3 separate regions of the Homo sapiens genome follow, and all the other regions are linked to region 2. The links are chromatin loops, found by intact Hi-C in ENCODE. Cell type or tissue: heart right ventricle. All regions are shown on one strand.

Region 1 (8,000 bases), 1.5 Mb before region 2:
CAAGTGGGGAGGGTGGGAAGGGCATCCTAGGTAAAAGGAACAACATTTATGTTGTAATGAAGCCAAGTTGAAAAGAAAGCCACGTGCAGGCAAGCAAAGCATGTTTGCCAGATCTGCAGTTATTCTAGGAGGCTCTTGTTTAATGTGTGCCTGATATTGTGGATTTAATCACTACCTCACAAATTATTCTTCAAGATTCAACTTGATCATTTAAACACAGACTCTAACAGAGTTTCTGACTCACACTAGGCACTAGAAAAATCTTATTTCTGAACTCTTTGCTGTTGCGTTTTCCCCCTTACCAGTCCCACAGTGCCTTGCAGAAAGTAGCCATTCAATGAAGTTACCTCCAATTTAATCCTATCCCTCTCCGCCCAGTCCCAGTTTAACTTCCTTTTCCACCTACAAAGACCCTGAGGGCCAGAAAGAGGGCAGCCTCTTCCCAAGGCCTCCTTGTCTTTTTCTGCTTGAGGAAATAGCTTGTGGTGTCTCCTTGGCTGTCTGTTTCTCCGCCTCTGGGGAATCTCCTCTCATGTAAATCCTGCAATTAGAGGCTCTCACCCCCACCACCAGAGCTACATCTGCCTCCCTAGATAGGCACCCACTTGATTAGGAAGAGATAATCACAGGGGCTGCTTCAGCCTACAGCTTGGTGAAGACAGGAAGAAATTCTGATTAAATTTGTGGTTTCAAGAGAAGGGCTCCCCCTCTCTCATCACATACCAGCTTCCTGTCTGCCTATACATTTGGACTCAAGGCGCAAAATTTTGATTCGTCATTTATTTTTTCAAAAACCATAGAAATTAGGCAATAAATAGGAATATACCTCTTTGGTAGATGAAGAATGTGAGCTGTGAGAGATGAAGCATTTGACTTAGGTCATAATGTTGATTGCCTAGCAGAGACTTTGGATTCGATCACTGATTAGTTTTATATCCTCCATAAGAGAAAGCAAGAGAAAGTAAGCAAAGCATTTTTTTCCCTTGAGATGATCTAATTTTGACTTCTGTATGGGTGTGTGTTTGTACTTATATATATTATTAATTCAAATTATATATTCAACTTAACTTTTAGAAACATTAGAAATATGTGCAGAATGTAAGAAATGCATAAAGTAGAGGAAAGCCTAAGGAAGAAGCCAAAGTCATTCATTATATCCAGAGATACTTCCTGGTTGATATATGACGTGTGTATGTGTCTATATAAAATGTCTACATAATCAGAATTATAATACACATGTGCACATATAGTTATTTTCTAACTACATTTTGTATTGTAAACATTTCCCCAGGTCATTAAATATTCTTCTAAAACACAATTTGGTTTGACTCCTTTAATGTTTTGATCTATATCCTGGATTGTCTCCTTTCTGTTCAATTCAAGGGAGAAAAAAGCAAATAAAAAAATAATGGATTAAGAGGAAGAAGCTCTGTGTTCTAGCCCTAGTTCTGCCACTTTCTCCCTTGAGTCTCTGTTTGTCCATCTGTGAAATGGGATAATAGTTATCCTTTTACCAGTCACACAATCTTATTTGCAGACTCAGGTAAAATCACAGCGATGGGTTTGCCCAGGAACGTGGGATTGCCTGGTGCTGTCTTTATTATGTTGCTGAGGATTCTTATTGCTTTTTTCATCAGCCCAAACACAAGAGCCTCCCAGGAGGTGGGTTTTTTCCTTTTTCTTGGCAGTGCTCACATGGGCAACACAGTTCATCGGAAGCACCTCTGCTCCAATCACCCTTCTGCATTGTCTGTCTTGATGAAAAATGACCTGTTATTATTTCTTACCTTTGGGTTTGGGAGGCCCCAAAGAAATCAGTAGCCACATAAAATCGCTGCTATTATTGTAACAGTATTTTCATTGATGGATTTAAGTGTGAGGTGTTTGCTATCGATTGTTAGCATCTGTCCTGGAGAGGCTGTGCTGCGGGGAGGCAGTGATAATGGTGGGAACGGGCACCTCCAGGAGCTGTGGCATGCTGAGTGGTTTTCCTGAAGCTGGGAAAAGTGTGTTTGCACTCCAGGGCGTCTTGCTTTGTAGGAGAAATGTACACCTACAAATGTGATTTCAAACATGTAACCCTTTAGAACAGATACTGCCTTCTTCCTGAATTTCTTTCTAATTTGAGAGATTTGACATTTTCATCCCCAATTTGATATTCGGCAGGCTCCTAATTCTTTATGTTTTAATATTTTTGGTCCTTTATAGGAATCAGCACTTAAAGGCAAAAAGTGAACAAATAATGAAGCTTCCGTTATGTCTTAAATGAGTCCTGTAATGTAATAAAATGCATTTTAATGTTTCCCCTTCCTTCCTTTCTTCCTGTCTTTTGTATTTTCTCTCTAGCTTCCATGTTTGAATTGTTTCTTCCCACTCTTTCTGCTTTCAGAAAATAAAAACAAAAACTTAGTGTCTACTGCATTGAAAACAAGGTGTTAAGCATTGTGAGAAATCAAATCTTGATGATGACATAATCTTTGCCTTCAGAGAAACCCACTAATGTACAATTTATGGACACAATTTATGAGAACAATATATGTTCTCATAAATTAAACAGCAGAACAAATTGGAAAGATGTCAGGGAAAGTAGTGAGTAACAGAGTGACAGAATCTTGATATGTTACAACTTAGAGAGACCCTAGAATATCATGAGATGACTCCATCATCACCTTTATGGAGAAACTCGAGCCCAGGGAAGTAAAGAGTTTAGTCCAAGGTCTCCTTATGACCTAACCTGTGCTTTTGATTTATATTCCTGATGGTTTTGCACCTGAAAGGCAGATTTAAACCTTGCTACTTACTGGCTATGAATGTACCTAACCTCTCTGAAGCTCAGTTTTTTAATCCAGAAAACAAGCCTTTGCAGGATGCTTGTGACAGTGGAATCATGTATGCAGTTCACCTGGCCTGGTAGTGTTTGGTACACACCATTTCATGCTACCCCTAAGCTGCATTCTCCTTTGGAGAGCCACAGGCACTAGCGTAAATCATATGCTTTCCATAAGCAAGCATACGCCCTCCCTCCTGTGAACCCAGACGGATGGAGATACACTTTGGGGATGTTGTCTGGGTATTTGTCTCAAATGCTAATGATAGCTCCCTTTGGCAGAAAAACAAACTCAGGCCAGTGGGGTTCTTAGAGTATTAGTCCTAGGAGCCAAAGAATCGATCCATCAACAGGACCTGCTGAGCAGGCACCTCATACGCAGAGCAGCTCAGGCACAGATGTCCGAAGCACTGCCCTCTCACAGGGAGCCCTGGAACCATAACTTCCAGAACTCCCTTCTCCAATCTAGAACTCGCCGCAGAGATTTCCAATACTCACCTCCTCCCCACTTCTAGTTCCCACCAGGTATAAATTTTAAAATCCTATACCTCAGAAAGAAAAAAAAAAAGCCAAATATTACACAAAACTGTGGAAGAAATCTAACTTTCTAGAACCCTGGAAAATGCTTTATTTTTACTTGTAAGAACTTTCTGTGCAAAGAGCTAACCACCCTGCCTATTCAGTTAAGGCTAATCACCTGCTTGTTAAATTATCTTAGGACAATGAGAGGAACATGTGGCAAGTCTCTCTGTGAAAAAACAAAAACAAAAAAAATTCCACTGATGAGTGGGTGAGGTTGTGCAACAGAAGCTGAGTCAGTGACACAGATCAAGATGCAGGAACCAGGAATTCAAGATGCAGGGAACCAGTCTATTCAAGAATAGACTGAGACACAGATGACAGCAGAGAGAACGAAGTCTAAAACTGAAACTGAAAGAGGAAAGAGGTGATGAGAAAGATGTTGAGACGAGGGTGTGGGGGAAAAGATACAAGTGGCACAGAAAGACGGTGAGAAAACACAGCCAGAGTATTAGATCACATAAGAGGAAAACATAATGAGAGGCGGAAGAACTAGCACAGACAACCAACACAGAGCCTGCAACCAGGGAAACCTGTGTTTCTTGCAGTTAGCAGCCAGCAGCCTGCAGTCAGCAGCAGGGGGCATCAGAACTCCACGGATAGTAAAAGATGCCAGGGAGCCAGTATAAGGAGAGAGGAAGTGAGAAAGAAATAAAGAGAGAAAGAAAAGGGATAAGAAACCTTCCTCTTAACTTTGAGATTAGAAGGAAGAGAGAGCCGCGCTATTCCTCGGGGTCCTGCATTTAGTGGTAAGCCAATTCCCCCAGACATCTTCCTGCTGACAGTGAAGGTATGTAAGTGGCTGTAGAAAGTAACACTGAAGGCTTTCTCAAAGAGACTGAGTCCAAGGGCGATGGCCTGGGCTTAAGCCAGCTGACTAACACTTAGGCATTCTGTTAGGCAGAACTCAGGTGCAAATAGCATATCTCCCTGAATGTAGTTTATCCAAGCATTTTCCTCTACTTCACCGCCTCCCAAAAAAGAATTATTAGGAGTATACTAGGATATTGCATAGATAAGGAAGTGATGGAAAAGTAAGCCTTGAGGAAAAAAGACCAAAGGATTTATGTTAAAAGACTTTTGTTTTTGTTTTTGTCCATTTCCCTCATCCATGCTCTGCCAGTCTTATTCTCCTAGCCCTCTCTATGCAGCAATCATTTCATTTGGTGTCACTTCCTCAATCATTTACCAGAGATCAAGAACTCACTTTCAATTTCAGTTTAAAACCAAAATCCAGATGAGGTTTCTGATTGGCTCAGCTTGGACCATGTGCTCACACCTTGGGTCAAAGTCACCGGAAGAGTGACATAGTCTGATTGGCCCAGTACTCTGAAGCCACACCCACACTTGTGCAGGCTTGGAGATTGGGGAGCAGCACACCTGAGGGTGTAAGGATCTGTTGTTGACTGAAGGAGATATTAGAATCATGATCCCTGAAGCCACACCAATTTAGGGCTACTAAGTTCATCTTGAATAAATGAGTTGCCTGAGTTGCTCTGAGCTTGTTTTTCTCTTCTATCGAAAGGCATTACTTACACCTGCTTTGTCCACCTCCAGGAGTTGTTATGGGGCTCTGATTAGAATATAGAGCAAATCACAGAGCCTCCTGCTAACAGGTGTGCAGACAAGCGCTAAGATGAAATGGGCCAAATACGAGAGTCAGGAAACTTGTGTGCTGGTTTTACCTGTGACATAAACCAGCAGTATGAATTTGGGTAAGTTCCTTATCTCTCTGGATTTAAATATCTTTAACTTAAAATTTGGGGATTTGACTGGGTCTGTTAATGTCTTTGTAGTCATTAGACCGCTTTAAGAGACTGAGGAAAGCTAGGTACTTTTACTGCCCTCCTCAATGTCCGGAAGTTCGTAATTTCCCTACAAGTCTACCTCCAGATATCAGGATAAGAACTCCTGGTTTAGATCATCTTCAAGGTGATATCCGACTCTTCAACTGATTGAAAAGAGGGGCTGCATTCTCAGTTGGAAAAGACAATTCTGTGTATCAAGCAGATGTGCGTCTTTCTTTGGTTTAAATCTCTTTCCCAGAAATATCATGCATGTTTCTCATTATCTCCTTCCTCTGGACTACTTCTCTTTTCTTCTTTTTTTCCCTCTACCACCTCATCATTCCTCCGCTACGGGTAGTCAAGTATGGATGTGATTGAAGTTGGGTTTCCATCTGTGTTAGCGGCAGGAAGTGTTACTATCATGGAAATAGTTGGGACATATATCATCTCTTATCTGCACCTCCAAGAACTTAAATGATTTCTTTCCCCCAACCAAAATAAATCAAAGGAGAGGAATCTTAATTATAGTCACCAGGTGGTGAATTTAATACATCCACATGAGTCTCTGTGCTGGCAGTGTTGTCAGATGAGCTTGTCTCTCCAGGCAGGAGGATAATGGGATTGTGAGAGTCTGGAGAGGAAGAACTCTGGGGATTATAACAGCAGCTCCCTGGTGGCAAGGAAACAGCCAGGCAAGTTCTGTTAAATATAAAGGCCAGGGAAACATTGCCTCATGTCAGGGTGTCAGGGTTGTCTCCACTCATGCTCTATCGTGAATGGTTTCAGCAAGGGATTCATAGGAGCTTCTCACATAGGCATTGCCCACCCAAGTCTGAGATGGGGGCTACACATCAATAATTTCCCCCCATCTATCAGTTTGAAGCAGTGGACAAAGCTCTAACTTGGACCACAGAGTGATCTGGACTTATATCTACTCTTACAGTTAATTGTTAAAGTTTTTCAATTGATGAATATTTATTGGATGCCTAGTACATGCTAGACACTGTTCTAAATAGCATGGATATATCAGCAAAATAATAGAGATTTAGAGATAAGTGAAACATACACTTAACCTATTACCTAGTAACAATTCTACTTCTAGGTGTTTATCTAATAAAAATGAAAATATATATTCACAAAAAGACTTGTGCACAATGTTCATAGTGGCTCTGTTTATAGTAGCCCCAACCTAGAAACAACCTAAATGTTCATCAACAGGTCAGTAGATTAATTGTGATATATTCATCACAATGGAATACTATTTACTAATAAAAAGAAACAAACAACTAATCATTAGAAGAATGTGAATGAATCTTGAAATTATATTCAATGAACGGAGCCAGACACAAAAAAATTACTTTTTGTATACTTCAGTTTTTATGAATTTGAGAAGAGGAAAACTAATCTATAGTTATAGAAAGCAGATCAATGTGTTGTGTAGGATGAGGAGTGGGCCTCAGAGAACTTTTGGGGGTGACCAAAAATATTCTATATCCGATCACAGTATATTTATTTTTCAAAACCTCATGAAAATATGCACTAAAATGAGTAAATGCATTATAATTTTATGTAAAGTATAATTTGGTAGAACTAGAAAAAAGGGGGAAATTTATTCCCAGTGCACATAAAGCTTACGTTCTAGGGTTGCCAAAAAATAAAACAAATTTAAAACATAATAGTGTAGCAGCTTGCAATATGATGAAAAACATTGTTTAAGGGCTTAGCGAATTGCAGGAGAGGCAGAGTTGCTTTTTATATTAGAGAAGGCCTCTCGGATAAGCTGACATTTGAGAAGGCCCCAGTGCATATCAGACGAAGAGAGGTGCAAGTGCAAAGACCCTGGGGCAGTGGCATATTTGTCCTAATCAAGGAAAGGTAAATAGGTTGGTATGGCCAAGTAGAGTGGGCAAAGTGAAACGCAGTGGGTATAACTGTTTTATGAATGAGAATGAAACTTTGAAAATCTAAGTAGCATGTAAGGTCAAACATCTAGGTATAAGATTCCTTAAATCTATCTGATCAGAAAACTATTACCCATCACACAATATTTTCTCTATCCACCCCTGCTCCCTGCTCATAGTCCAAACACGAAAGTGAAGCAGCAAGCAGCCCATGACAAATATGTGCACTGCCAGCTAATGAATATTGGAGAACATGACACGTTGGAGAGCCCAGTGGGTCTTGAAAGTCTGAGTTCCAGCAAATTCTCATGTCTGCATCGACTGCAGCAAGGTCAAAAGTTGGAAAGCAGGGATATTCGGTGAGTTCTGAGCCTCCAACACAGAGGCCAGGGGAATTCTTGCAGCTGGCCAAAAGTGAGAAGTTGCTCAGCTCAGATTTGGAGCTTTCTACTGCTTTTGTGGAGATGCCATTAGGCAAATGAGCAGGTCTGAGAGAGGCCGATAAGGCACAGGGGGAGAATGTGCTGGTCTTTCCAGAGAAGGTCATTTGAAGCAGCCACAGAATAATAAAGCTGCTGGCCTGAGATAGGAAGGGCCTTGAAAAATAACCAAATGAGGGCCTCTTCCCTAATTCCTTGGAGCTGAATTTTATCAGGAAGGCCACTTGTGCTTACAGAAAACTGTAATCACTCACGGTGGGACACAAATTCCCAGCGAGACTGCAGTTGCAGATCAGGTCTAAACGTTCAGGATCCTGTCTAAAGACATGTTTCTCACTGTGAGGCCTGCCTGTTCTGTCCTTACAGCTTCTTTAGAGTTTCCTAAGCATCTGAACCATCTGAAAATCGTGCTTGCCAAAGACTATTCCTTTCTCCCAGAAGGATTAAGCTTTGAATAATTCCTTGG
Region 2 (8,000 bases):
TAGCTGGGACTACAGGCGCCTGCCACCACGCCCAGCTAATTCTTTTTGTATTTTTAGTAGAGATGGGGTTTCACCATGTTAGCCAGGATGGTCTCCATCTCCTGACCTTGCGATCCGCCCACCTCGGCCTCCCAAAGTGATGGGATTAAAGGCGTGAGCCACTGCGCCCGGCCATCGCCATCATCATTTTTAACAGAGTAACAAATTTAACATGTGTCTACTGGGTAGTGCAAAAATGTAGAAAAAAGATTCAGCGTTTTCATATATGAAATTTTGATGTAGCTGTGTAGACATAGCTGTGTAGACAAGATAATTGACAATATAAGTCTCTAATTTTAAATGTCAAAAGAATGCCACTTGGTATTTTGAAAGTTCAGAGACAGTCATGCCTGCTATACAAGGTCATGCACAAGAGGACGGGGGAACTCACCAGACAGAGTGTTCTACCCTTGTGCCTGTCATTAATTCATCCACGATTTTGGTCAAGACGCCTATCCACTCTGACTTCGGTTATTCAATAAAAAATGATAAGCAACTGCTAGATAGACTTTAAATGTTTTTCTAGACCTAAAGATCCTTGGAACACTTGAATTGCACAACATGTGGTTGGCTGCGTTTGTATTTTCCAAATCACCAAATAGTCTAGTTAATTTCACCTTGAGGAATCAAAGGTAGAGAGAAATTTGAGATAGAAGGAAAGAAAAAAAAAAAAAACAGACCTTAGAGATCTCATCTGATTTATCTCTTCTCTAAGGGTATCCCATCTTGGATTATCCCAAACACTTAGTTTACAGGATATGCAGCACTTTTATTTTAAATAATTCACATGGTGCTTTAAGCTCTCCTTTTTTATCATAAGAGAGACCTGGTTCCAAGGAACAGTTCTTGAATAACTTCTTAAATATATCATTGCAAGATGAAATTTCCTCATTATCTCTGCTTCGAGATGGTTCACATTTTTAACTTTTATTTCACATACTCTCCTGGGAGTAGACAGTTTTAAGTTTGAATCCCAGTGCTTCTCATATTGTCTGTGTTATCTGGGACAAGTTTATTAACTTCTCTGAACCACAAACACCTCATCAGTAGGAACAGTATAATCACATGTCTACACTAGAGTACTTATGATAACTCAATTGGTGAGATACATCAGAATACAGAGTCTACTACACTGGGCTTGTTCCCCGATGAACAAGGAAACAAACACAGAAATAAGACAATATAAAGGACCTACGGAATAAAGATTTCAAAGGCTTTCAGGTTCATGGAAGTAACAGTCAAGTGCAAATGTAGCTACAACGCCATCTGAGTGGTCAAGCCTGACAGCATTCATATCTGAAGGTAGCAGCCCTCACACAGATCCAGCCCATTGTTTATCTGCACAAATGATGGCAAAGGTTTATCAGACATAATTTTTTCAATTAAAAAACCTCAGATATCTGGATTTTTTTCTTGAAATATCCTTTTCTGAAAAATTAAAGACCTGGGTGGGAGGAGGTAGAGGATCAGAAAAAAGTATCTAACGGGTACTAGGCTTAATACCTGGATGATGAAATAATCTATACAACAAACCCCCATGTAACACGTTTATCTATGTAACAAACCTGCACATGTACCACTGAACTTAAAAGTTAAAAAAAAAGAAAAACCACAAGTCAGAGACCCACAGTTACTTTTAAAAACTTTTTGTGGGTCAAGCAAAATCATGCCTTTGGAGGAAGGTTTAGATATTATATTACAGGATGGGAACAGATGGGTAGGAGGCTGTTAAATGTCTGGTTTATTTGCATGCAAAAGGATTCCTTCCCATTGTCCTTCTTTTTTCTCCCTTCACCTGAAGAGATTCATTTAAGGAGGACATATAACTTCAACCTCACAGTAGCTTTCTGTAAATAATTCACTGTGAATGATGTTGTTAGTATGTGACTCTTGAAAGCCAAATATATAAATGGCAATAGTCACAACTAGGTACTTATTTTTTCTTTTTAAATTTTTTTTAACCATATCCTAAACATAGGTTTATGATGTAATGTATGCAAAATACAATGCTGGGTGATTTGGGGAGACAATGGATGACTAGACCTGGGCCTTGACCTCAGTAGCCAACAGACTCCTTGTGGTAATGAGAAAGAGTGGGAAAGAGTAGCAAAAACACAATACAGAAAGCAAAATGAGGTCTTTTCATCAGTCAATGAATTGATAAACCACCACTGGAAGCAATGGGCTTTGCTAAATCTTAAAAAAGGGCCACACGATTTAGGGGTGATATTTTTAGCAAGAGGTGGGAAAATGCTTCTTACTCAACCTCATAGCCTTAGGATATAGCAGAGTGAATGGCACATAGTAGGTGCTCACTAAAAATATCTGAATTAAATGAAAATAGGTGAATGCACCAAAGGAGAGGTTTTGTTTGTTTGTTTGTTTTTTGTTTTGTTTTGTTTTTTTTTTTAGATGGAGTTTCACTCTTGTTGCCCAGGCTGGAGTGTGATGAATGGCACAATCTTGGCTCACTGCAACCTCTGCCTCCCAGGTTCAAGCTATTCTATTCTCCTGCCTCAGCCTCCCAAGTAGCTGGGATTACAGGCATGTGCCGCCACACCTGGCTAATTTTTTATATTTAGTAGAGATGGGGTTTCACCATGTTGGTCAGGCTGATCTCGAACTCCTGACCTCAAGTGATCCACCCGCCTCGGCCTCCCAAAGTGCTGGGGTTACAGGCGTGAGCCACCACACCCGGCCCATTTAAGCCAATTCTTGAAGTCTGAGAATGTGGTTTTAAAAAGCAGAGCACGGAGATCAAGGAGAAAGAGCATTCTAAAGCAAAAGAACAGAATGAGAAAAATCACAGAGGCAGGGCAATGTGAATGAAATTCTGGAATTAAGAAGTAATTGGGTGTGGCCTTGCCAACATAAAGAAATGCAATACTCAGAAAATGACTGGAATACTAAGCTAGAGGATTGGTATTCTCTACCTGTAAGACGATGAAGAACTGGTATTCTCTACCAATGAAGACGATGGAGAAGAGGCAAAGCATGGTCTCATTTTTATTTTAGGAGATCAGTTAACTCTGGCTGTTCCGTGAAAGGAGGAGGCCTGATTAGGAAACTATTGCAATTATGGGACTGAAAGAAGCTGATGGCATGAGTTAGAGGTAGAAAATGAGAAGAAGGTAGGAAAGGTAAATTAGAAGCAATAGGGTTGATGACTCACTTGATATGCAGAAAGTGAGAAAACACATGTCTAAGATTCTTCTATTAATCTGAGAAATATCCCAAAGGATATAACCTCACACAGAACCCCAGCTACCACAGATAGCATTTTAAGCATACTGCCTGTCCCACCAGTTACTCATTCTAAGTTCTCCTCAACTCAGAAACCTAGAAGAACCCATGCATTGGTTAATAACTCATTGACCTAAGTCAGAAGGCTATGGTGTTTTGATTCTGAACTGATCACATGGATTGATACAATCCTGTCATCTTAAACCTCTTGAACATGATAATTTCTCGGAAGATGCACGACAGTCCCTAGTCCGAGTCATTATTATCTCTTGACTGGGCCAGTCTGAAAACTTACTGATTGGTCCAAGCTTACACTCTTGCTCCCCCTACTGGCTGATTCACCTGCAGTGATCCTTCAATAATTAAATCAGGAACTGGTCAAGTCTGCAGGATGAAATGCTCAAGCAAAACTTTCCATGGTAAGTAATGATAAATAATGAATACATTCAAAAGAACAACAACAATAATTTAAAGACCATGGAAAGAACCTAAAGCAGACAGAAGCCATAGGAGAGTTTATTCTTGAAAAACTGCAACTGAAAAAGGTTAAGAATTGCATGTCTATGGCTGCCTGACCTAAGGGTGCTCCCCAACCCTAAGGCAATAAACAGTGGTGAATTATGCAACCTTTCACAGGCTCAGAGCAGTGGAGAACAGGGGTCAGGAACAGACAGACATAGAGTCTGAAACATGGTAAACATTCAATAAATATTACTGGTTACTATAAAATTATTATTATTATTCTTGAGTGAACAAGAAAAATCATGAAGAATAGTGTAGTGGCTAATCTTCTGGTTTAGTCCCCTGACCAATGATTGTGCCATTACTGGGGCCAGAGAACTCAGAAAGAGAAACAAACTGGTAGGGAAGGAGAATCAGGATTCTGAGCTTTCATTAAAAAGTCTAATGGAAATGCATTTGGCAGTTAGGTGCAAAAATTCTGGAGTTTGAAGGAGAGATGAAAACTGAATATGGATATTTGGGAGTTGTTGGAATGTAGGTGATAATGGAAGAGGAGGGAGCAAGTGTGATTACCCAGGGAAAATGGAGGGAAGGGCAGCAGCATTTGATTGATATCTGGAAGAGAATCCCATATGGAAGACTTCAATAAAACATCTAGAAACAGTCACAGTGCATTATTAATCAGACTATAGGGCCTCCATTCATAGAACAGATGCCATATAAAAATTAGAAAAAGCACTGGGTGCAGTGGCTCACGCCTGTAATCCCAGCACTTTGGGAGGCCGAGGCGGGCAGATCACCTGAGGTCAGGAGTTTGAGACCATCCTGGCCAACATGGTGAAACTCCGTCTCTACCAAAAATACAAAAATTAGCTGGGCATGGTGGCAGGCACCTGTAATCCCAGCTACTTCGGAGGCTGAGGCAGGAGAAGCGCTTGAACCTGGGAGGCAGAGGTTGCAGTGAGCCGAGATCGCGCCACTGCACTCCAGCCAGGGCGACAAGAATGAACTCCATCTCAAAAAAAAAAAAAAAAAATTAGAAAAAGTTGCTCCCTCTAGGCAGACAAATTTCAGAAACAGTGCTCCTTTCAGATAGAATTATGCATCCCCATGCCAGGATAGAGCCTCCATTGTTCTTCTCCATCAAGATTCCGTTGTGCAGTAGACAAACTGTGCAACTATATTTGGCTACCCAGAAAACTAACTTTACGTGGTGAAGGGTATCTGACAAGGTCACTGAAGCCAATTTCACACTTGTGCTTACATTCTTTCTTGGGTCAGACTATGCTAATTAGAATCCCTTTGGTGACAGGACAGTGACTGCCCACTCAGTTCTATCCAGGTGTTCTCTCTGTCTTCTGACAAATCTGACTATTAAATACCTTTTCTTACTTTGAAGACTGTCTTCCAGTAACCACCACCAATTTTCTCTCTGGAGCCAGCTAATTAGAAACTTTCTGTTTCCCAGTACAGGTTCTGTACATATGTTTACAAGCTTCCTGTACATAATAGATACTGGTCCAGTGTCAGTGGCTACTTTTTCTAGTTCTCTTTGAGAAATAAGCTCCCAAGTTACTGCTGAAAATCCAGCATCCAGTTGCAGATGGATGAGGAAGCAGATGAGACGTCTGAGGATGTCTTTCACACAGCCTTGTCTCCCAGAAGTAGGTGGGTGGTACTCAGCAAAAGAATAGGATTCAAAAAAAGCAGAGAATTATAGAGTAGGCTGAAATAGAACAGCATAATAGGTACAGCCATGACCTTCTCTCTAACATCCTCCATTAGCAATAGACAAAAGAATCTCTACCCTGAAGCATGGTGAGTTGGTTGTTTTTAATAATACAACATCAGTCTTCTAATTTTAAGAAAACAATCTTAGAAAAAAAATACTTTATTCCCGGAGTCAGAAAATGACACTCAATGAGAGTTAATTTTCTGAAATCTTTGAGAAGGCAAAGAATTCACAGAACCACAGCATGTAAGAGCTAGAAAGAAGCTCAGAAAATGTTCAGCCCTAATATCTATTTTAGAGATGGGAAAGCAAAGGCCCACAAAGGTCACTGGACTTGACCAAGTCCACTTAACAAATGAGATATAAAGCTAGAACTAGAGCTGAGGTGTCATAAGATCCATTCCATGTTTTTCTACCCAGTGTTCTCATACTAACCTCTGCTCAAGTTGACTGCTTAAACGGAGAAGAAAAATATAATGGACGTAGGATAGACACAAAACAGAAATAATGACATAAGCTATATGTACTTTTATTATAGCTTTAGAGCATTATCTTATCGCCATTCACTTGTCTGTCACTAACACCATACAATTAGCACCTTCAGCTAGGACATTATGTTACTATTCATATTTATATTAAATAGTAGAGTGGTTGGTACAAAATACAGGTTGAATATCTACATAATAAAGGAATATGTAAACGAATGAATGAAAACAAATAGGGACTAAGATAGTGTCCTTCATCTATCGCTTAATTAGGTTCAGCCTTTCATAGACTCTGCCAATGCAGAGACTATGAAAGTCCAACTTCTAGTATGAAAAGTATGTGAATTGGTGTCTTTCATACAATAAGTGAAGTCCCAGGCAAACAGTACTTATCATATGAACTGATACCAGAGGTGATGGACAAAAGTCTTACCCTCAAAGGTCTGCAAGATGTACACTCAATGATGAGGGTTTTTTGTTGCTGTTATTGTTGCTGCTTGTATGTTTGTATTTTACAGCGGTGACTAGATGAAAGATCAGATGTTTAGATAAGGTCAAGAACCACAGGAATGGGAGTTTAGAACCAAGGTTACTAGCAAGAGTTTTCCCTGAGAAGATTACAGTGTATTTATTGATTTAGTCGTAGTTTCCACAAAGACCTGTTGAATGGCTACTATATATCGGGCACTTTTTCTGTCTGAGTACATAACAGTGATCAAAATGAACAAAAATCCATGCCTCAATAGAATGTACATTCTGGACTGAAGTTTCCTAAAAGGTGATATGGCTTCTTATGAAAGCCCACATTGTGTGGTATAAATGATCAGTAAATTGAGAAAATAAATTCTTCCCAAGAATATGACATGTTATAAGAATTCTCGGCGGGAAAAGGTGCTAAAATATATGTACTAAGATTATGTTCTGCTCCAAGAATTAGTAAATGGAAAAATCTAGGTTTCTTTTTCCTTTTTTTTTTCTGCAAGCTAAATATTTCTCATTCTCTCTTCTTGTAAATGTCACCTCTAGAATCTTTATGTATGGATAAGGATTATCCTTACGCATGAATAAGGTGAGATATATTTGCATATTAGCAAGACTCTTCTCCATTCTCCTTTGAAAAGTGTTGCAAAAGCACCAGCGATGTACCTAAACTGAGAACCAGTGATAATAAGGGACCCATGAAACAGAAAGGTAGTTGTAGAAAGTTAAAATGAGTAATGAAAGTCACATCAGAAGACTTAGATAGATGCCAATGCTTCATCACTTACCAGGTATATCACACTGGATAAATAATTTATTCACTCAAAGCCTTTGCTACGTCATCTGTAAAATGAGATATTATTACTACCTCATATGAGACATTGTTTTGTGAATTTTAAAGCATTGCATATAGATAGTATATTTGAATAGGAGGTAGAAGAGTGAGAAGAGAAAAGAAAAAAAAGAAAACGAAGAAGATGGAAAAATAAGAGCTATGGAGTATTGTAAATGGAAACTAAAAGCTTTTCCTCTAAGATTCAGTACAAGGCTAGGATGCCCACTCACCACTTCTATTCAGCATAGTATTGGAAGTCTTAGCTGAGTAATTAGACAAGAAAAATTAAATACATAAAAGTAATAAAAGTAATTCAAATAAAAAAAGAAGTAAAATTATCTCTGTTTGCAGATGATATGATGATCATATAGAAAATCCTAAAGACTCAGTAACAACAAAAATGGTACAACTTATAAATAAATTTAATGAAGTTGAAGATACAAAATAAACATACAGAAATCTGTGAACTATCCAAAAATAATGCTAACAATGAAATATCTTAAAAATTATAAAAACAACCCCATTTACAATAGTAAGAAAAAGTATAAAACACTTAGGGATACAGTTAAGAAGTAAAAGACATATATTCTGAAAATTATAAAACGTTGATGAGGCTGGGCACGGTGGCTCATGCCTGTAATCCCAGCACTTTGGGAGGCCGAGGCGGATGAATCATCTGAGGTCAGGGGTTTGAGACCAGCCTGGCCAATATAGTGAAACCCTC
Region 3 (8,000 bases), 1.6 Mb before region 2:
AGTCACATGATGCCTAAGGTCTATTTTAACTTTGTTAAATGATTTTATATTTAATTGTGATGGTTCTAGAAACTAGCTTTTATCCAACTAAAAGTCATCAGAAGCCTATGATATCGTGGGCATCCCTTTATTCATCATGTGAGCAAGATATGTTTTCTAGAGTTTTGTGCTCACAACCTGGTGGAGGTGATAGACAGACAAGTAACTGAACAGATGTCTAGTTTTTATGTATTTTAAAATATTTTAGAAGAACATAGGAGGCAGAAGGTAATGTCCATTAGGGATAAAGGTGGTGCTAGCAAAAGACAAATCTGGAATCCTTGTGGACAATATGTATTTTGAGTAGATTTCAAGGTGGAAGGAATGAAAAAGGCATTTTCAACATTAAAAACCACTTAAACAGAGGCATCAAGGCACAGAGAGAGTTGTGTGTGGGAGAATGTCAATTTCTTGAAGGTCGAGAGTAAGTTTCTGTTCTGGATGCCTTAGTGGATGAGCAGTTGCTTAATTGGAATGCTTTCCATGTATTGATTGATTGAAAAATAAAAAAGATCACTCACAAAAAAGTAACTATGGGAGATGACAGATATGGTAATTTGCCTCACACTAGTAACCAACTTACTTTCTATATGTATCCTATAACATTTTGTTGCAAACCTCAAGTAAACACAATAAAATTTAATTTTTTTAAACCCCAAGGAAAAAAGGAAATGATGCTTATCTTTAGGAAGCTTACAACTGAACAGGAAAGCGGAGAAATATTTGGATATCAGAAAATGTGGGTTCCAGTTCTGACCCTAACTGCAACTTTGAGAAGTCACTCTCCCAAAAGCCAAGTTTCAAAGGTTAGAAAATGGCTTTATCTTAAGTGCTGACCCTGATGAGTCTGGAGCAGTGTGCTGAAAATATGCCTCAAAGACACAAATGGCATTGCTATTTTCCTGCTAAATGAATTAGCAAAGTCTGCTATGGGAGGGGCTGGGAGAATGGCAATACCAGTGCCATATATTGTCATCCCCACACAAGTCCATTTCCAAGGTCCCTGTGAACTCTATGTTCCAATGATTCTTTCAATAACCCTATGCTATCTATATTGTAACCTCAAAAGACAGCAGGTGGAGGAAATAAGATAATTTATCCTATGTCCACAGGATACACACACTATTGGAAACAAGAAAGGAAAACTCCTGACTACTCTCTTTTATTTTCAGATAACATTTTGAAAAATTCTTGGGCTCAGCATCCTTGGTTCCTGGCCATCAGCCCTGGTAAAATCAGTCCCTTCTGGTCCATTACAAATTAAATAATCATAGCTCTATTCATCAGGAAAATATATGCAGAAAGGCTTCATACTCCATCAATTAGTATGAAGGCTTCGAGCCTTTCATTGACTAACTCTGAGCACTTCATGGTGACTATTTCGCTCGTACATCCACGGGAGTAGGCAGAGACTGCCTGCTATTGCCTGGCTCGGTGCTTCCGTGTAATGATTCTTCAAGTGCCTGCATTGGGAGTATACATCTGCCTGGCCACATTCCTGGCATATGCCTTGCCCAGGTCCTTTTAATCACACTATTCCAAGCAGCCACTACCAATGAAGTAGTACTGTGTCCGGAATTGGTGGGTTCTTGGTCTCACTGACTTCAAGAATGAAGCCACGGACCCTTGCGGTGACTGTTGCAGTTCTTAAAGGCGGCGTGTCCGGAGTTTGTTCCTTCTGATGTTCGGATGTGTTTGGAGTTTCTTCCTTCTGGTGGGGTTCGTAGTCTCGCTGGCTCAGGAGTGAAGCTGCGGACCTTCGCAGTGAGTGTTACAGCTCTTAAGGCTGTGCGTCTGGAGTTGTTCCTTCCTCCCGGTGGGTTAGTGGTCTCGCTGGCTTCAGGAGTGAAGCTGCAGACCTTGCGGTGAGTGTTACAGCTCATAAAGGCAGTGTGGACCCAAAGAGTGAGCAGCAGCAAGATTTATTGCAAAGAGCAAAAGAACAAAGCTTCTACAGCGTGGAAGGCGACCTGAGCCGGTTACCACTGCTGGCTAGGGCAGCCTGCTTTTATTCTCTTATCTGGCCCCACCCACATCCTGCTGTTTAGTAGAGCCCAGTGGTCTGTTTTGACAGGGCACTGATTGGTGCATTTACAATCCCTGAGCTAGACACAAAGGTTCTCCACCTCCTCACCAGATTAGCTAGATGCAGAGTGTGGAAACAAAGGTTCTCCAAGTCCCCATCAGAGTAGCTAGATACAGAGTGTGGATTGGTGCATTCACAAACCCTGAGCTAGACACAGGGTGCTGATTGGTGTGTTTACAAACCTTGAGCTAGATACAGAGTGCCGATTGGTTTATTTACACTCCCTTAGCTAGACGTAAAGGTTCTCTACGTCCCCACCAATCTCAGAAGCCCAGCTGGCTTCACCCAGTGGATCCCGCACCGGGGCTGCAGGTGGAGCTGTCTGCCAGTCCCGCGACTTGCGCCCGCACTCCTCAGCCCTTGGGTGGTCGATGGGAGTGGGCGCCTTGGAGCAGGGGGTGGCGCTCGTCAGGGAGGCTTGGGCCGCACAGGAGCCCACGGAGGGGCGGGGGGGAGGAGGCTCAGACATGGCCGGCTGCAGGTCCGGAGCCCTGCCCCGCGGGAAGGTGGCTAAGGCCTGGCGAGAAATTGAGCACAGCAGCTGCTGGCCCAGGTGCTAAGCCCCTCACTGCCCGGGCCGGCGGGGCCGGCCGGCCGCTCCGAGTGCGGGGTACGCCGAGCCCACGCCTACCCGGAATTCACGCTGGCCCGCAAGCACCGCGCCCAGCCCCGGTTCCCGCCCGCGCCTCTCCCTCCACATCTCCTCGCAAGCTGAGGGAGCCGGCTCCAGCCTTGGCCAGCCCAGAAAAGGGCTTCCACAGTGCAGCGGCGGGCCGAAGGGCTCCTCAAGTGCCGCCAAAGTGGGAGCCCAGGCAGAGGAGGCGCCGAGAGCGAGCAAGGGCTGTGAGGACTGCCAGCACTCTGTCACCTCTCAGTACTAGGTACTAAATCTGTTAATATTTGTAGAAGAGAGAGTGTTCATAGGACATTGTACCGAACAACTTGTTAAGCAGATATAACATGCCTGACCCACTGCGAGGCATAGGAAGAGGTCTCCAGAAACACAAGGTGGACTTTCTTCCTTTCTGTGCTGTCTGTGAAAATAAGCAGTTGGGCTGGACTGTGTCTATCAGTGAAATACAATATGAGGAACAGAAGTGTTCCGCTTGGGTTTCCGGTTATAGGAGCATGGTGATTTTTCAGGTGATACTCATTTAGATTACAACTTGATAGCGGCTTCTTCTGAAACCAGGTGAAGAATTCGTGGCTAATATTGCCACAATTTGTTGTTTACTGTTCCTATCTGCTTTGTAACACCTGCACTATGCTGTCCTTCTTGCATCTCAAACAACATCCTCTCCTTTATCTAGAGCCAGATTTGTTTGGCTGTTAATGTGATTTGCCTCTAAGAAACATTCTCTGAAAAGTCCAGAACAGCCTATGTTTAACCTTAGTAGCCTTTGATACGTCTTTTTGCAGCATGCTTATGTCAGGACATAAAAAGTCTGAATGTGAATTACGAATGGAGTTGTGTGCCATTTGTCGTTCACAACTGCTCTGTGGTCAATTTGTTTTCTTATTGACTTTTTTTTCTGTTCTCATCTGTTATTTTCCAGATATTTATTGGGTACCTAATACTGTGTATTATTACCTTGGAATAAGTGGAAAAAGAATATAACTATAGTGCATCTTGTCTCTTAAAGCAGAGTCAAAATTCCTCTAGTAAAAGTCAGTTTTGTTTAGGCTTACCTCGTCATCTACCTGAATGGACCTTAGTGATTTGTTTAATTCAATCCTCTCTTTATATAGTTGAGAAAACTAAGGCTCCTAGAGGAAAAAGTGACTGACTCAAGGGTACGCAGCTCCCATGGGTGTAACCTAATTCTGATTCCTACTCCAGGGTTTCTTACCTATATGCTGCACAGTGCCCAACACTGTGCAGAAAAGAGGAAGGAAGAGGTCATCAGGGCAAGTTAAGCAGGGTAGCTAAGAAATTAGTGAGTCATTTATTTGCTGTATTTTCTCCATTCAATATATACTTTTTAAAGACTCGTTACTATTTGTGAGGTGTGAAAAAAACAGTCTCTGCCATCTGCCAGTTCACTTCCTGGTAGGGGAGAGAAATCCACACACATTTAATTTGCATACAGTTTAGAATTTTGGTAAGTGCTACGATCACAATAAATAAAATGAAACGTGTTTGAAGGTCAGAGATTAATTGTGTTTGGTCCTATGAGCAAGTTTCTTACATTTTAGAACTTAGAGTACACGAGGGAAGAGGCATTCCATGAAAAGGGGCTAGCGGAGGAACATAAGTGTAAAAGGCCTCCAAATATAGTTTGCAGCATATACCAGCAGCAAAGACAGGAAAGTACCCCACTTAGGATCTGCTGGAGGTTAATCCTGATCTTACGCCACTTCCCATTTAAGGTTTCATTGGTTTTCACGTAAGTGTGCATGGATGCAGTGTTAGCTCTGGCCACATGATGGCGGTGCAGGGCCACAAAAGGGTCGCAAAGCCTCTGAACTAATTTTGAAGGTTGTGTTTGTAAAAAATGCCGGGAAGGAAGAAGGGTGCCCCAGACCAGGGGTCAGAGCGGCTTGGAGGGGCTTCTGGGAGAAGACAGCAGCCCTCAGATCTGGAGAGGCGGGTGCCATTATTCTGAACCTCTGGTCTGTTCAGAAACTCCGGAAATAATTTAGATGTTACATAACCTGTAGCCAGTGAAGAAAGCAGCCCTTTTGAATAGTACCCATTTAAAAAAATAAGAAGGCTTATAATACCCCACCTCCCAGTTTCCCTGAATGCTTTCCTTCTCTGTCAGGGTTGTGCCTGTGGTGCCTTGTTGCCACTTTGGTTGAGTAAAATGAGAGGTAGTTATCCAATGTGTTGGGAAAAGGAATAAATTGTTTCTTAATTACAGTACCCCTCAGACAGTATACGGAGAGGGAAAGGACACTAGTCCAAAACCCTTTGATCTGGGCTTGCCTTGCTCAGGCCACTTGCTTGGTTTTTCTCATCTCTTGAGTATATGGCGTGGGGGGTGGTTTTGTGTGTGTGTGTGTGTGTGTAATGGTGTGTGGTTGTGCGATTGCACCTATGTGTAGTGGAGGGAATAGAGATACATGTGGTGGTGCTGGCACAGGCCATAGCTAAGGGCATTTTTGGCTCTGTGTAGAGTCTGGGATAGAGAAAGAGGAAGAGAGTGAGAGAGAGAGAGAGAGAGAGACAGAGACAGAGAAAGAGGGAATGAATTCCCAGAAGATTCCTGGGGTTAAGGAAATGATTTGATTAAAATCTCTGGCAAAGAGTGAGTTTTGAAATCGATTATTTAACCCATGTTCTTCCCTGACTTCTCACTTTTCAGTCCACCCCTGCATGCTGTCTGTGCCTGTCTTGTTCTTTCTGTCTTGGCAGCCACTCCTGTCTCCTCTCTTTCAATCTCTATTACCCTCAGTTTCCATCCTCTTTTCTGTTGCTTTCAAATAAAAGCTTTGTGGGAGAGAAAGAGGGCCTAGGGTCAGACTATACAGTGCCCCCAAGAAAAGGAAGAAAAGAATGATGGAAGAATCCCTGCTGTCTGTGTGGCTGGGGGTGGTGGGGGAAGCAATGTTGGAAGAGAGGGATGATAAATAGATAAGCCCCCACGTTGAGGAGGCTGCTGTCCAGGAGAAATCCTGCTTCAGAAGAGGAGGAAACAAATAAAGACAAATGTCCAGGAGCTGGAAATGGGTGGAGTTGATGAGATGGGGTGTTTGTTTGCGTGTGGAAATTGTAGCTTCTCTCTCTTTTCATTCTACAAAGACAGAACTTCTCAATTTTTAAGTCACAATACATTTCCAGAAATCATTTATTTCTAAACATTACCAGTCAAATCCCCCATTCCTTTCTGCTTTTAGAATTTGAGTGAGATTGATTTGTGTTTTTAATTTTAAAGGGCAGAAAAACAGGCTGTTCAAGTGTTCCGCTGGCATGGGAATTCCGGGCATGGTCTTTGTCCTCCTCCCTTCATTCTTTCCCACTCCCTCTTTTCTGCCCCCTCATCCACACCAGGGAGGGTCCCCAGGATGCCAAGATAATAATTTTGATTTGGTTTTATTTTTATATTTATAATGCAACGTAAATTTTTTTCCAGAATTGATATTTGTAAAGACCATTTTCAAATATACACAAGTCAGAGAGGCAGCGTGGGTGGGATTTGAGAAAGAATGTGTTGTTTTTCTCTGTTATCATTATTATTTACTAACCTTTTATTCAAGCACTGTAATGGAAGATCGACAAAACAACTCTCATCCCATAATCAATTATAGCTGGAAGACAATAAATAGCTATTCAACGTTTCTTTCATGTTCTGGAAAAAATGGATATATTGACTGCCTTTAAAGTTGGGGCCCTTCCATAGACGCTGGGTGGGCTGTTGTAATTGGCTCTTCTAATCCCATAATCTTTATGAGCTTGGCATAGATGAACATAACAAAAATCATGATAAAAACAATAATTTACTTTGGTGTTAGCTGTTAGAGTTTGTAAAACAATGGCATAGGCATTATGAAATTGAATTATTTCAACTGCCCTGTGAGATAGTAATTATTTTCCCCATTTTGTCAATGAGGCAACTGTGATTCAGCCAGACTGAACTTGGGCCAGCATTCCCCTCACTACATCCAAGCAGCAGCAGCCTAACGCATCCTCTTTCTGCAGATGTACAGACCAAGTCTAAATGAGGTGGCACACATTCAACGAGGGTAAGGTAGGATGGGTACAAAATGCCCACAGATGCCCCAGGAAGCAGACCAAGAGCAGGGAAGTCATTTGGAAACAGACCTTCTTTCAAGTTCTGACTTCACTCTTACTAGATCAAAAGCTGTGGACATAAGACATGACTTTTTCAAACTTTAGTTTTTTCAACTATACAATGAGGATAAATGTGCCTGCCTTTTGAGAAGATTAAATGAGATGAAATTAAATGAAATGAAATGATGTAAAGTGTTTAGTATGGATTCCACACATGCTGGTTGTTATTATGCCACATACCGTCTACATGAACCATCCATTCCGAGACCTCTTATTTTATTTTTTTATTTTTTTATTTCTTTTTTGAGACGGAGTCTCACTTTGCCTTGTCACCCAGACTGGAGTGCAGTGGTGCAATCTCGGTTCACTGCACCCTCCACCTCCCCAGGTTCAAGCGATTCTCCTGCCTCGGCCTCCTGAGTAGCTGGGATTACAGGCACATGCCACCATGCCTGGCTAATTTTTGTATTTTCTAGTAGAGATGGGGTTTTGTCATGTTGGCCAGACTGGTCTCAAATTCCTGACCTCGGTGATCCACCCACCTTGGCCTTGCAAAGTGCTGAGATTACAGGCATGAGACACCATGCCCAGCCTCCTAGACCTTCTTTCAACCAATATCAGACACAAGGGAGAGAGAAACTGTATTATTTATCTATTGCTGCATAACAAATTATCTCAAAATGTAGCAACTTAAAACCATGATAAACTCTGCCACCTTTCATAGTTATGTGAATCAGAATTTAAGGAGAGGCTTATGGGTGATCATGGCTCAGCATCTCTCAGGAGGTGGTAGCCAAAATGTTGGCCTGGGCCATAGTCATCTAAGGGCTCACCTGTGGTTGGGGTATCTGTCTCCCAGGTGGCTCAACTGTCAGGTCCATGATGACTGCTGTGAATGGCCCCAGTTCCTGGTCATCTGGATTTCTCCATAGGGCTGTTTGCTGAATTCCTTCACAGTATGGTGGCTGGCTCCTTACAAAAAGAGCCATCCAAGAGAGCAAGATGGAACCTGCAGTGTTGTTTATGGCTTATCTTAAAAGTCAAACCACCATCTTCACAACATCTTACAGGTGACATTGGTCAGCTCTACCCAGTATGGAAGTAGTCTGCACAGGGGCACACTATCAATCAAGTAGAATA

Evidence for each region. A loop is a pair of places that touch in the nucleus more often than their neighbours do. Peaks named below come from ENCODE experiments on the same cell type or tissue, not always from the same donor. Only the 100,000 strongest peaks of a DNase experiment are listed, where the experiment ranks them.
Region 1: it touches region 2 in a loop (4-fold over the local background); 13 of 110 quality-filtered maps call a loop at or near these places.
Region 3: it touches region 2 in a loop (4-fold over the local background); 11 of 110 quality-filtered maps call a loop at or near these places.

Annotation. Positions count from the first base shown.
Region 1 is chr9:117,779,373-117,787,372 of GRCh38, forward strand. All of the region lies in intron 2 of LOC105376244 (a long non-coding RNA gene), which reads left to right. Among named protein-coding and RNA genes, the nearest start is that of TLR4, 79 kb to the left of the region's middle. In heart right ventricle, CTCF peaks have their summits at 3,978 (motif pointing right) and 4,190; a DNase peak (open chromatin) is centred at 3,989; H3K4me3 peaks cover 1,126 bases; H3K27ac peaks cover 2,205 bases.
Region 2 is chr9:119,286,361-119,294,360 of GRCh38, forward strand. All of the region lies in intron 2 of BRINP1 (BMP/retinoic acid inducible neural specific 1), which reads right to left. Among named protein-coding and RNA genes, the nearest start is that of BRINP1, 79 kb to the right of the region's middle. In heart right ventricle, CTCF peaks have their summits at 3,604 (motif pointing left) and 3,804; a DNase peak (open chromatin) is centred at 3,612.
Region 3 is chr9:117,640,293-117,648,292 of GRCh38, forward strand. No RefSeq gene overlaps it. Among named protein-coding and RNA genes, the nearest start is that of TLR4, 60 kb to the right of the region's middle. In heart right ventricle, a CTCF peak has its summit at 4,546 (motif pointing right); a DNase peak (open chromatin) is centred at 4,569; H3K4me3 peaks cover 1,677 bases; H3K27ac peaks cover 1,231 bases; H3K27me3 peaks cover 2,370 bases.